Regions from separate parts of the Mus musculus genome. Here regions 2, 3 and 4 are each linked to region 1. A link is a loop called in an ENCODE intact Hi-C map of the cell type or tissue named here. Cell type or tissue: heart. All regions are shown on one strand.

Region 1 (2,500 bases):
AGAGTAAGATTTTAGAGGTTAGGTTACAAAGACATCACAGATGGGTTTTGACATATATGGATAGCTGGAAATCACTCTCTTTGGCCCCCAGGGATGAGTACCTTCTCCATCACTAAAGCCACTTCCAGGCCAGGCCCCACAACAACTGGGTAAGCATCAGAAACCTCTAAATGTCTGTCTACTCTTGAAGGCAACCAGTAAATATTTTAGAAAGTAATTCCCTGCATATATTGTTACTAAATTCACAGCTATTCTAATCTCTATTCTAAAACTATTATGGGAGGGTATAAAAGAATAAGGTGTAAGAGACATATATACATACATATATATATACATTATATACATTATATACACACACACATAGAGACAGACATACAGACATTACAGTTCTAAACCAATGGTTTTCAACCTCTGGGTCGCGCGACCCCTTGACGTCAAATGACCTCATGAGAGTCACATTTCAACTACGTCCATTACAATTCATAACAATAGCAAACATTACAGTTATGAAGTGGCAATGAAAATAATTTTATGGTTTGGGGACATCACAACATGAGGAACTTTTAAAGTTCGCAGCATTAGGGAGGTTGAGAACTACTGATAGTTTAGAATTTAAACTGTCACAGAATTTCATTGTTCAAAATTTCAGTAGCAATGTGCCTGCATGGTATCTTCAAAAAGGCAGAGAATACCACAAAAGGACTCCTACAAAATGCTTCTTTTCGAACAGTTTTGCAAAAGGTACACAACTGCCTCTAAGTTACACAAGTCAAGTTCTAACACTTTGTAGAACAGGGTTACCACCCATGGGTCCCCAAAATACCTAAATTTTTAGGAGAAATTCTGCGTACAAATAAGTAGCCCTTTTCTCTTGGGGGGTGGGGGGGAGAAGGAAAAAAATTTATGTATCTTTCAGCTTTTCAAAGGGGTTCATGATTCAGTTCAGATTAAAGAGCCCTTTAGACTGTCATCATTAGATAACTTGTCATGGTCAAGCCAACTCTTCTTGTTCTATTCCACGTTAGGGGAAGATTTATAATTCAGTGGCTCCTACACAACTTCTGGGTGATGCAGGCATGAAATGGTTGTCTGATTCTAACAGTCCCTACAACCACCACCGCAAAGCTGCAACCCCCCAGTTTCCCTGAGCCCCGTTTCGAAGGCGGCTGGGCTCTGATGGGACCCAGGAGAGCCCTGGCAGCCATGCGACCTGCTTTCTAAGAGCTGCCGCCCCCTCGGGGGTCTCAATCGGCGACCAAGTCCTCAGCAGCTTCTCTGGAGCAGTGGCTGCGGGCGACACTGCAGCGACCTTCCCGCCCGCGTCCCGCGTGGGGCAGCCACGCACACCACACGAGGGACAACAAAGCCCGGCCGAGCGGCCCAGAAGAGCCGAGTTGTCACCCCGCGGGGGTCGCAGGCCTTAGGGCGCGGACTCCGGAGAAGCCCTGGCGGCCGTCACCCCACCCGCCCGCAGTCCTCCTTACCCGCAGGGAAGCTGCGGGCCCCGCTGGGGCTGTCCCGGCCGCCAGCCTCCGGGGCCAGGAAACGGCCCCACATAGCGGGCGAGCGGGCGAGCCTGGAGCTCGGGGCCCGCGGTCGCCTCGGCTTCTGGGCGGAAACTTGAGCGGAGCCTGGGCCTCGGCAGCGCGGACCGGACCCGGGCGGGGGGCTTAACGGCTGTTCAGCGACGGCCCCGGAGCGCGGCGGCTGCCATGGCCCAGCCGGCTGCGCTGAGGCCCGGGCCGGGGAAGCTAGTAGCTCCCCGGTGACGGCGGCGCGATCGCAGGCTCCGGGGCTCAAAGCGAATCTGCAGCTGCGGCTTCTCTCAGCCCCCTCCGCCCGGCAGAACCTTAGGCAGCGGGCCGGGCCAGGACAGGCGGGGCCTGGATGGGGCTGGGGGCGGGGCCCAGAGGGCGGGGCCTCAAGGCGGGGCCTGGGACTCTTGGCGAACCAAAAACCTATTGCTAACAGCATGCGGGTGATCATCCTGAAGCCGCTCCCTACTTCTCCATCCTGTTACCTTCAAGCTGAGAGAGGGTCCATAATTTAATCCCAAACCCTGTCTTCCTATACGTGCTTTCTAGGGGCACAGTTGTTATAAAAGGTGCGAGTTGTCCCTGCAACCGCTTCAAGGGGCTGTGGGGCTAGCCATCTGACTCAGAATGGAGATCAGAATTAAAATTGTTGTCATGCGTTCCACAAGCACCGGTTATGGATCACGGTGGGAATAGAAAAGAGGACATCCCTGCCTCCCACATCTGCTCCACTTTATTTCCCACCCTTCCTAGGAACAGACATCCTGAGAAAAGACAAAGGAATACAGCATCCTCTTGCAATTACTCTTGTTGGCAATATAATCATTTGAATATTTAGATACAAACTAAACACTGTCAACCACTGTACAAGGAGGCAGTCTCAGCATGCCAATCAGAAGTAACCCAGACGATAAGTTCCTTAGGCTTTGAGTCCAGTGATGTTTTTCCTAATGTGGAAACTGCTA
Region 2 (2,500 bases), 52 kb after region 1:
TTCTCCAGGCCTTGAGATAACACTACAAAAAAACAGCACAAAGCGTCCCTCTGAGCTTACCCAAATTATGGATGGGAAAAAGAAACATAATTCCTACCAAGGGAACAATAAAAGAAAAACTGTCCAAAGTTTAACTACAAAGCACATGCAACACATTACTACGAAGGCCTCATGAAGGCCTTTTAAATAAACCCTGGATCAAATCCAGCCCTCTCTAGTTGAGTGGCTTTCACTGGAGACCAAGTCAGCTAACCTGCACTGGCCTTAATCTCCTGGAGTCGTGAGGAAGCTGAGGGTGGTTTGCACAAAATAAAGGGCAAAACCAATACAAGAACTGACTAGGTGGTTTTCTAAAGCTCTGTCCTTCTGCAGACTTCAAGCTGATGTGACATTTGTGTGTTGAAGGCATAATGGGGATGTGACAGCCCTCCTCACAACATGTTCTCAAGGGATTCCAAAGTCTTCTGGCACATTTAATAATTTAACAGGCATGGTAACTCCATATGTCTAAACACTAGAGCCGAGTAACACATGCCAGCATGTTTGAAGAAATCTCCTTTTCACCCTTGCAATACCATAAATAATTTCCCCCATTAGTGTGAATTCTTTCTCTGTCACTGAGCATTTCTGCAATGCCTGGGAGGCCTTCTTTGTGAAGCCTGCCCCCCTCACCCTTGCAGTCAGTTGTTTTGCTCACAGTTAGCACCGCACTAATTGGGGAGTGTTGAGAGCTGTTCTTCCGTAGTGTCGGAGCCTCTCCTGTGCACACATGACCCAGGACTGAGTCTTGGCCTCTGTGAGAGCTCTCAGGTTTTTCATGTAATAATAATACACAGGTGCTCAAGAGGGCATTTTCATTTTATTATCAATTTATAGGTTTGTGTGTATGAATGCTTGCACCACTTTTGTGTGTGTGTATGTTTGCATTTTCTAATATGCGTGTGTATGTGTGTGCACTTTCTCCCCTGTGTGTGTGTGTCTGCACTTTCTCCTCTTTGTATATGTGTATGTCTGCACTTTTTCCTGTGTGTGTGTCTACACTTTCTCCTCCGTGTGTGTGTGTGTGTGTGTATACATTGTAGGTCACTTCCACCTTGTTTTTTAAAACAAGGTTTTCTCATTATCACTGCAACCTCAGGTTCTCCAATTAGCTTAAGCTAGTCAGCCAGGCTCCTCTCTCCACCTTGCCAGTACCAGGATTACATTGCAGGGTACCACACCTGGCTTTTAGAAAGGATACTGAGAATTGAAAACAGGTCCTTTGGTTGTTTTGTTTTGTTTTGTTTTGTTTTGTTTTCTTCATTGAAGCCCAGGTTTATCAGTAGCAAAACAACCAAAAATGAAAGTGTCCTGAACTGCAGATGCCCATTTCAGGAGAAAACCTTGGCTTGCCAGAAGCGAGGTATTTTGAAAGTGGAACACCTGTGAACACTGCAAGGTATGAGGATGTCTGGCCAGGATTGTAATTTGTCCAGCCACCATGGTTTTCCTTTCTAAGTCCAGCGCCTTAGCTCTTCTGAGCAGTTCAGGAAGTGCCACAGTTTTTCATCTTAGGGTGAGTTCCACTAATAAAACATGCATTTGAATTTCCTGTCATTTTTTTATTTTTTTATGTATTACGTTAAACAAAGGAGAATTACGTCAAGATTTTCACTAACCTTCCTGTATTCCCTTCTCCTTCAATGCTGTTCTTTTCCTCTTGAGCTGTCAGTCAGCATCATCATGTCTTATCACTTCCTTATAAACCCAGGCACTGGATTCCCTTTTCTTCCATCCTGTTTGATCTGGATGGCCTACAGTAGTGGTTCTCAGCATGTGCATCAAGACTCCCTTGAGGTCAAAAGACCCTTTCACAGGGTCTCTATATCAGATATCCCGTGTATTATATCAGATATCCCGTGTATCACGGTTCAAAACAGTAGCAAAGCTACAGGTATGAAGTAGCAGTGAGATAACATTATGGTTGGGGTGAGCACTGCATGAGGGATTAAAAGGTTGCAGCATTAGGAAGGATATGAACCGCTGGCCTACAGGTTTCCAGTGCTGCCTGTAACTGAAAACTGTGGCACCGAGCCCAGGAAAGACTCACTCCCTATCCAGAACTCAAGCTGTAATATAACCAGGGCTGTGGAAGCACCTCATTTCTTTATTTCCCAAAGTGTTTACTCTTCCATCTGTTCAGGCACCTATAGCTCAGCCTCTCAATGCCATGTAGAGTTATCTCACCTATGAAGGCTGTAGGTGAAGGTATTTCTCTCCGACCCTTCCTCTTTGAGTACCCCTCACACTCTCGGAGGAGACCTGGGAGTCCTTGTGTTCTTTTCTACCAACCTCCCCATCTCTCACCCCCTTTCTACATAGCCAAGTGTCTATGACACATTTTTTTCACCCACTCACCTTACTGTCCCTATTCTCTTGTCTGTTGTTGCCCTGACCAATCCCGAGCCTTGAGTGTGGACACCGTGGCAGTTTCTGGCCTGAGTGCAGGCTATTGAGGCAC
Region 3 (2,500 bases), 220 kb after region 1:
CAATAAAAGTGGCTCTCTCCCCACTTTAATCTCCTTAAACATGGAAGGCCCTGCTTCATGATAACTAAAGGTCTTCGGACAAGGACAGATCATCCACAGCAATCCAGTTGAGTCTCAACCTGTCCAAGGAAGATTAATTAAATTCTGCACACTAGCAGAAACTTCACTTGCAGATTAATACTAAGACATAATTTTCACTCCGGATTTTATTGAATAGTTTAGTAGTTTCATTTATAAGGAAAAAGAAAAGAACCCAATGGTTTATGAGTAACACCTCCACAGTAAAAAGAATCAGTTCACATTCACAAAGGTGTTAGGTTTCCGTTTCCTGTTTCCTAGTCTACCCACAGTGGCTAAGTACCATAAACAAGCAACTTTTCCTCCAGTCAGCCTTGAAATGGTCTCACAGGCGTCACAGGCATGGAAGGTCTCCTCAGAATTGGTGTGCTGCACTTTTTCACTTATGAATGTTTGTTATAAATGCCTTGAAGAGCAAATGGCATGTTATCTGTGCTTTCTCCTTTCTCATATTCCACCAAAAATACATTTGTTGTCCTTTGGCCTTCAGACACTTCCATTTTCTCGACTTTTGACTTCTTTCTCTGTGCCCCCCCAACAACAGAAGCCTCGCTGTAACTGATCACGTTTTCCCCCTTTTATTTCTTTTTTTTTGTTTTGTTTTACATCTTTTCAGTTATTAAATGGGAAGAAATCCAACATGCAGCTGAAGATCGCATATTTTTTTTCTAGCCTGCGTGTGTGTGTGTAAAATCACCCCGCCCTCATTTTGTATCTATTTCACCGCACTGTCGTGGCCAAGAACTTGAATTCCAAAATGGCTTGCTCCTTTCGAGCTGACATGGGCTATAAAAATGCAATTTATTCCCACTGCAACCAGCCCTTCTCCCTATTCTCTACCATTACGATTGCGAGAAGCACAGACAGCTAGTTGGGCCTGACAAGGGCTGCAAAGCACACCTTATCTGCTAAATCCAGCAGAGCCAGCAAAGCCGCCGGCACTGGTGGGGGAAGCGTTAAAGGCTGGAAGAAAACCCGAAAAACCCCAAGGCCCATGCTGCGCACACACACGGGGCCGCCTCGCGCCCTCCTGCTTCCACCGCCGGCCCCGCCCACCCCACGGGTCCCGCCCCCTCCGTCCCGCCGCGGCCACGCCCGACGTGTGGCGCGGCCCCGCCGGGCGGGGGCGGGGCCTGCGTCGCCCCTCCCCCGCCGCCGGCGGCCTCCGCGCGGGCCTCCCAGCCCCTATTCCACTCACTTTGTTCTGCGCCTTTGTCCTGGTCCGCACCAGCAGGTGGAGCCGCAGTGAAAGTTTCCCGTCCGTTCTGCGAGCGGGAGCCCATCTTGCTCGCCGCCGCGGCCCTCGCTGGAGGAGGAGGGTCAGAGCTCGGGGGCAGCCAATCGCGGGCAACGCTGCTAGTTATCAGGGCAGAATGGGCTGTAGTTTAGTGAAATAGGAAAGCTGCAAAACACCGTGGAGTGCCGCCGTGTAAATAAAAAGGAAAAAAAAGTTTCTCAAGTCGCAGCTGCACGACGTCGGGCCGCGCCGCGCCGGGGCGGGGGTCTGCGCTCTCGGAGCGGCCGCGCGCGGGACTCGGTGGTGCCGCCAGCCCCGGCCCCATTGTTTGTGTTTTCTTCAAAATATGGCAAAGGTTCAGGTGAACAATGTAGTGGTGCTGGATAACCCGTCGCCTTTCTACAACCCGTTCCAGTTCGAGATCACCTTCGAGTGCATCGAGGACCTGTCTGAAGGTGAGCGAGTGGCGCCGGGCTGTCAGTTGCGGCGGCGGACGTTAAAGTTTCCCGGCCCGGCCTCGCGCGGGGTGGGCCGCGGCCGGCGGCCGGCGGGAGGGCGGCCATGCGAGGGAAACTTGAAGTTGAGGGACGCCGGCCGCGCCGCAACTTGCGAGCAACTTGCCGGGCGGAGGGAGCCATGTTGTCAGCTTTGTCTGCGGCGGGCGGCGCTCGGCGGCCCCCGGCTCGCGCGGCGCTGGCGGGGGGTCGTGCGGCCTCGGCGGCCCCAGGGCCCCACGGCCCGGTGGGGAGCAAGCTGGGCCGGTGGGAAGCGGAGCCATCTTACCCGGCGGCACGACGCCTGCTCCGGACCGCCGGGGGCGAGCGGGCCCGCGCCTTCCCGCCCGAGCCCCGCCGAGGCTGTCCTCGCGCCGCTCTCCGGCTCCCTCCACCAACCAGCGCGGAAGGCGGGCGCTGGGCTCGGCCCCTCGGCGCCTGGCTCCCGGGGGGCGGCCGTGCTCTCCGCGGGCGCCCGGGATGCTGTGCGCCGCCTCTCCCCGGGGACAGAGACCTCTCGGAGAGAAATGGTGAGGGGCTGGGAAGTTCCATGGCACCCTAGAGCAGAAGCAGGGTGCTTAACCAATTCCAGGCACTTCTCTGGCGTTTAGAAAGTCTGAAAGACTTTCTCCAGAACGTGTGAAGAAGAAGCAATTAAAATAACTCCACGTCCAAGCAGATGGAGAAAATG
Region 4 (2,500 bases), 85 kb after region 1:
AATGGGAGGTAAGGGAGGTAGCGTGGGCACAGACTCTCTGTGAGAAGCTGTGTTTCAAAGGGGCTCTTGTGCACTGCAGAGACACAGCACAGACTCAGATCCATGCGTGCTGCTCGCTCTCTCTCTGAGAGCCTCGTGTGCATCCTCGCCTGTACGGATACGCACATCATTAGAATATGGTGGAGCCAGGTTCTGAAGCAGGAAAAAAAGGACCATGAACCTTGGGGTCAAAACTGAAGAACAGCTTCCTGCTATTACGAAGCAACCTTTTAAAAATAAGTATTTTCTAATCATAGTTACTACGAAAATAGCATCTGAGGTCAAAATAAGGCTGAGGGCGGTCATATATTTCCCTCGGGCTGTTCTGTAAGGGAATGGGAAAAGCCTTTTTTCCCCCTTCCTCCTTCAACTCCTTTGCCCTTTCCACCTGCTCCTCCCTCCTTAGTGTCTTAGTGACTAAGGAGAACCCAGAACCCGCAGTGGCCTCTCCAGCTTTAGATGGCTACTTACAGAGCCCCTCCCTCACCCCAACCTCCAATTTGACTTTATTCATGAGGCTTGGTGTGCAAAAGTTCCCAGGCAGCAGACATGTCTGAGATTCTGGGAGCAGATAGCTACTCCTGAGATGCCTAATGAGCAGTTGGGGGTGCAGAGACCAGATAGCATCCTGTCAGTACTGATGGGCAGACGTTTGTGCAGGTTTCCTCACTTGGGCTGCTACTAGACAGACACAGGACAGCCCTAGCCTGGAAAACAATGAGAGTTAAGTAAAGAGCTCGGCAGACCAACACTCCTTCACCAGCTCCTCTGTCTCTTCCTTTGTTTCACCAGTACTTTAATAAAAATGGAACTGGCTTTAAAGAATTTATGGGAAACATATTATCACCAACAGCCAGCCGCAAAAAAAAAAAAAAAAAAAAAAAGAGAGAGACATTTGGGTGGCTGGTTCAGTCCCCAAGTTTTCTCTGCACATGCCCCTCTCCTGTCAGCTCACCACTTTGAGGGCAGGGAAATTGGGAAGGGTACTTTCCTTCTGGGCTTCTGCAAGACCAACACCCTGGTTTGTGCTCCATGCAAGTTCATTGACCCGTACTCATCAGGTTTTCCAGGACACTGTTTCCTTCCTGATTGTCCTCAAAACAAATCCCAGCTTCCCATGACGTCAGCCTCTTCCCACACGTCAATTGTTATGGTTCAAGCTCTAAAATCAGGTTAGCATAAAAGGACGTCTGGACTGGACATGATGGGACAGGCCTGCAACCCCAGCACTCACGAGGTAGAAGCAGGCAGATCTCTGAGTTCGAGGCCAGCCTGGTCTAGTCACAGAGTTTCAGGACAGCTAGAGCTACACAGTGAAACCCTGTTTCGAAAAAACAAAGAAGTATGGAGATAACCATAGGTCTCAGAAGAGCCAAGCAAGGAGAAAAGCTAGAGATGCATGCATGTTACATATATACAGACCAATGACATAATGACATATCCACAGACATGTGCAAATATAGCTGAAGATACTACAGAAGATACTGCAGCAGGCAATGCACACCAATGACAATCTCATTCAGAAATTGTCTCAAAGTAATTTCATTCAAAGGCTCACCTACATAAAGTAGAATAGAAAATGAGAGTTGCTGCTTTGAAAAAAATGCTTGTAATGCAGCTTGTTTGTGATTATACATCAGCCAGATGGAAAGCAATCTGGAAGGAAATCTGTTTCATCCCTTGAGTGAACAAACACATGTTGGAGGAGGGGGTGAAACAACATGGATTCTCACTCAGGAAACTGACCAGAAGCAGGACTACTGTCCTTCTGCAATTGGATATGGCAGCCTCTTGACCTAACATCAGCTGCAGGCAGACAGAAGTAGGGCTGGCTAACTTCAAGTCAAGCCTTAAATATGCATTTGTATTTCCAGTCCAGTTAAGCAGTACCAACTCTAGTTTGTTATCTTGCCTTCCAAGTGAGGTTGCTTTTTGCTCGCTCGCTCTCTCTCTCTCTCTCTCCCCTCCCCTCCCCTCCCTCCCTTCCTCTCCTCTCTTCTCCTCTCTCCTCTCCTCTCCCTCCCTCCCTCTTCCTTTCTTCCTTTCTCTTTCTTTCTCTCTTTCTCTCTTTCTTTCTTTCTTTCTTTCTTTCTTTCTTTCTTTCTTTCTTCCTTTCTTCCTTTTCTTTCCTTGTATTTCTTTTGAAGAAAACAAGATTGGTAAGCTTCCTTTTCTCCTTCCTTCCTCCCTTTCTTCCTTTTTTTCCTCCTCCCTTCATCTTTCTCTTCAAAGAAAAAAATCCATAGAGTTCGCTTCCAGTGACTTTTGAATGATCTGAGCTAGCATGGTTAGAAACCCCTTTGTTACGAATGTGTATGCCTTTTAAAGATAGGAATGTAAGCAATTTAAGTGAAAGGACACTTTTTACTGATCATGTGGTGAGTACTGAGTGTGTGGGAAAGAAATCATAGAATCATTTGTGTGATCAGTTTCCATGAAAGGGATACCTTTGATCCACAGG

What was found. Peaks named below come from ENCODE experiments on the same cell type or tissue, not always from the same donor. Only the 100,000 strongest peaks of a DNase experiment are listed, where the experiment ranks them.
Region 2: a loop joins it to region 1, with 2.8 times the contacts of the local background. A loop is called at or near these places in 8 of 42 quality-filtered maps.
Region 3: a loop joins it to region 1, with 2.4 times the contacts of the local background. A loop is called at or near these places in 2 of 42 quality-filtered maps.
Region 4: it touches region 1 in a loop (3-fold over the local background); 7 of 42 quality-filtered maps call a loop at or near these places.

The regions. Positions count from the first base shown.
Region 1 is chr10:53,378,025-53,380,524 of GRCm38, forward strand. It overlaps Cep85l (centrosomal protein 85-like), which reads right to left and starts at 1,859. Exons shown (of 13, transcript NM_001204983.2): 1 at 1,485-1,859. The coding sequence starts at 1,557. In heart, a CTCF peak has its summit at 1,342; a DNase peak (open chromatin) is centred at 1,867; H3K4me3 peaks cover 2,442 bases; H3K27ac peaks cover 1,390 bases.
Region 2 is chr10:53,429,538-53,432,037 of GRCm38, forward strand. No RefSeq gene overlaps it. Among named protein-coding and RNA genes, the nearest start is that of Gm36229, 21 kb to the left of the region's middle. In heart, no CTCF peak of the experiment used is centred here; no DNase peak of the experiment used is centred here.
Region 3 is chr10:53,595,529-53,598,028 of GRCm38, forward strand. The region is part of intron 7 of Mcm9 (minichromosome maintenance 9 homologous recombination repair factor); the gene reads right to left. It overlaps Asf1a (anti-silencing function 1A histone chaperone), which reads left to right and starts at 1,433. Exons shown (of 4, transcript NM_025541.3): 1 at 1,433-1,770. The coding sequence starts at 1,662. In heart, a CTCF peak has its summit at 1,327 (motif pointing right); DNase peaks (open chromatin) are centred at 1,333 and 2,143; H3K4me3 peaks cover 2,142 bases; H3K27ac peaks cover 2,220 bases.
Region 4 is chr10:53,463,060-53,465,559 of GRCm38, forward strand. No RefSeq gene overlaps it. Among named protein-coding and RNA genes, the nearest start is that of Gm40650, 24 kb to the right of the region's middle. In heart, no CTCF peak of the experiment used is centred here; DNase peaks (open chromatin) are centred at 612 and 1,162; H3K4me3 peaks cover 168 bases; H3K27ac peaks cover 79 bases.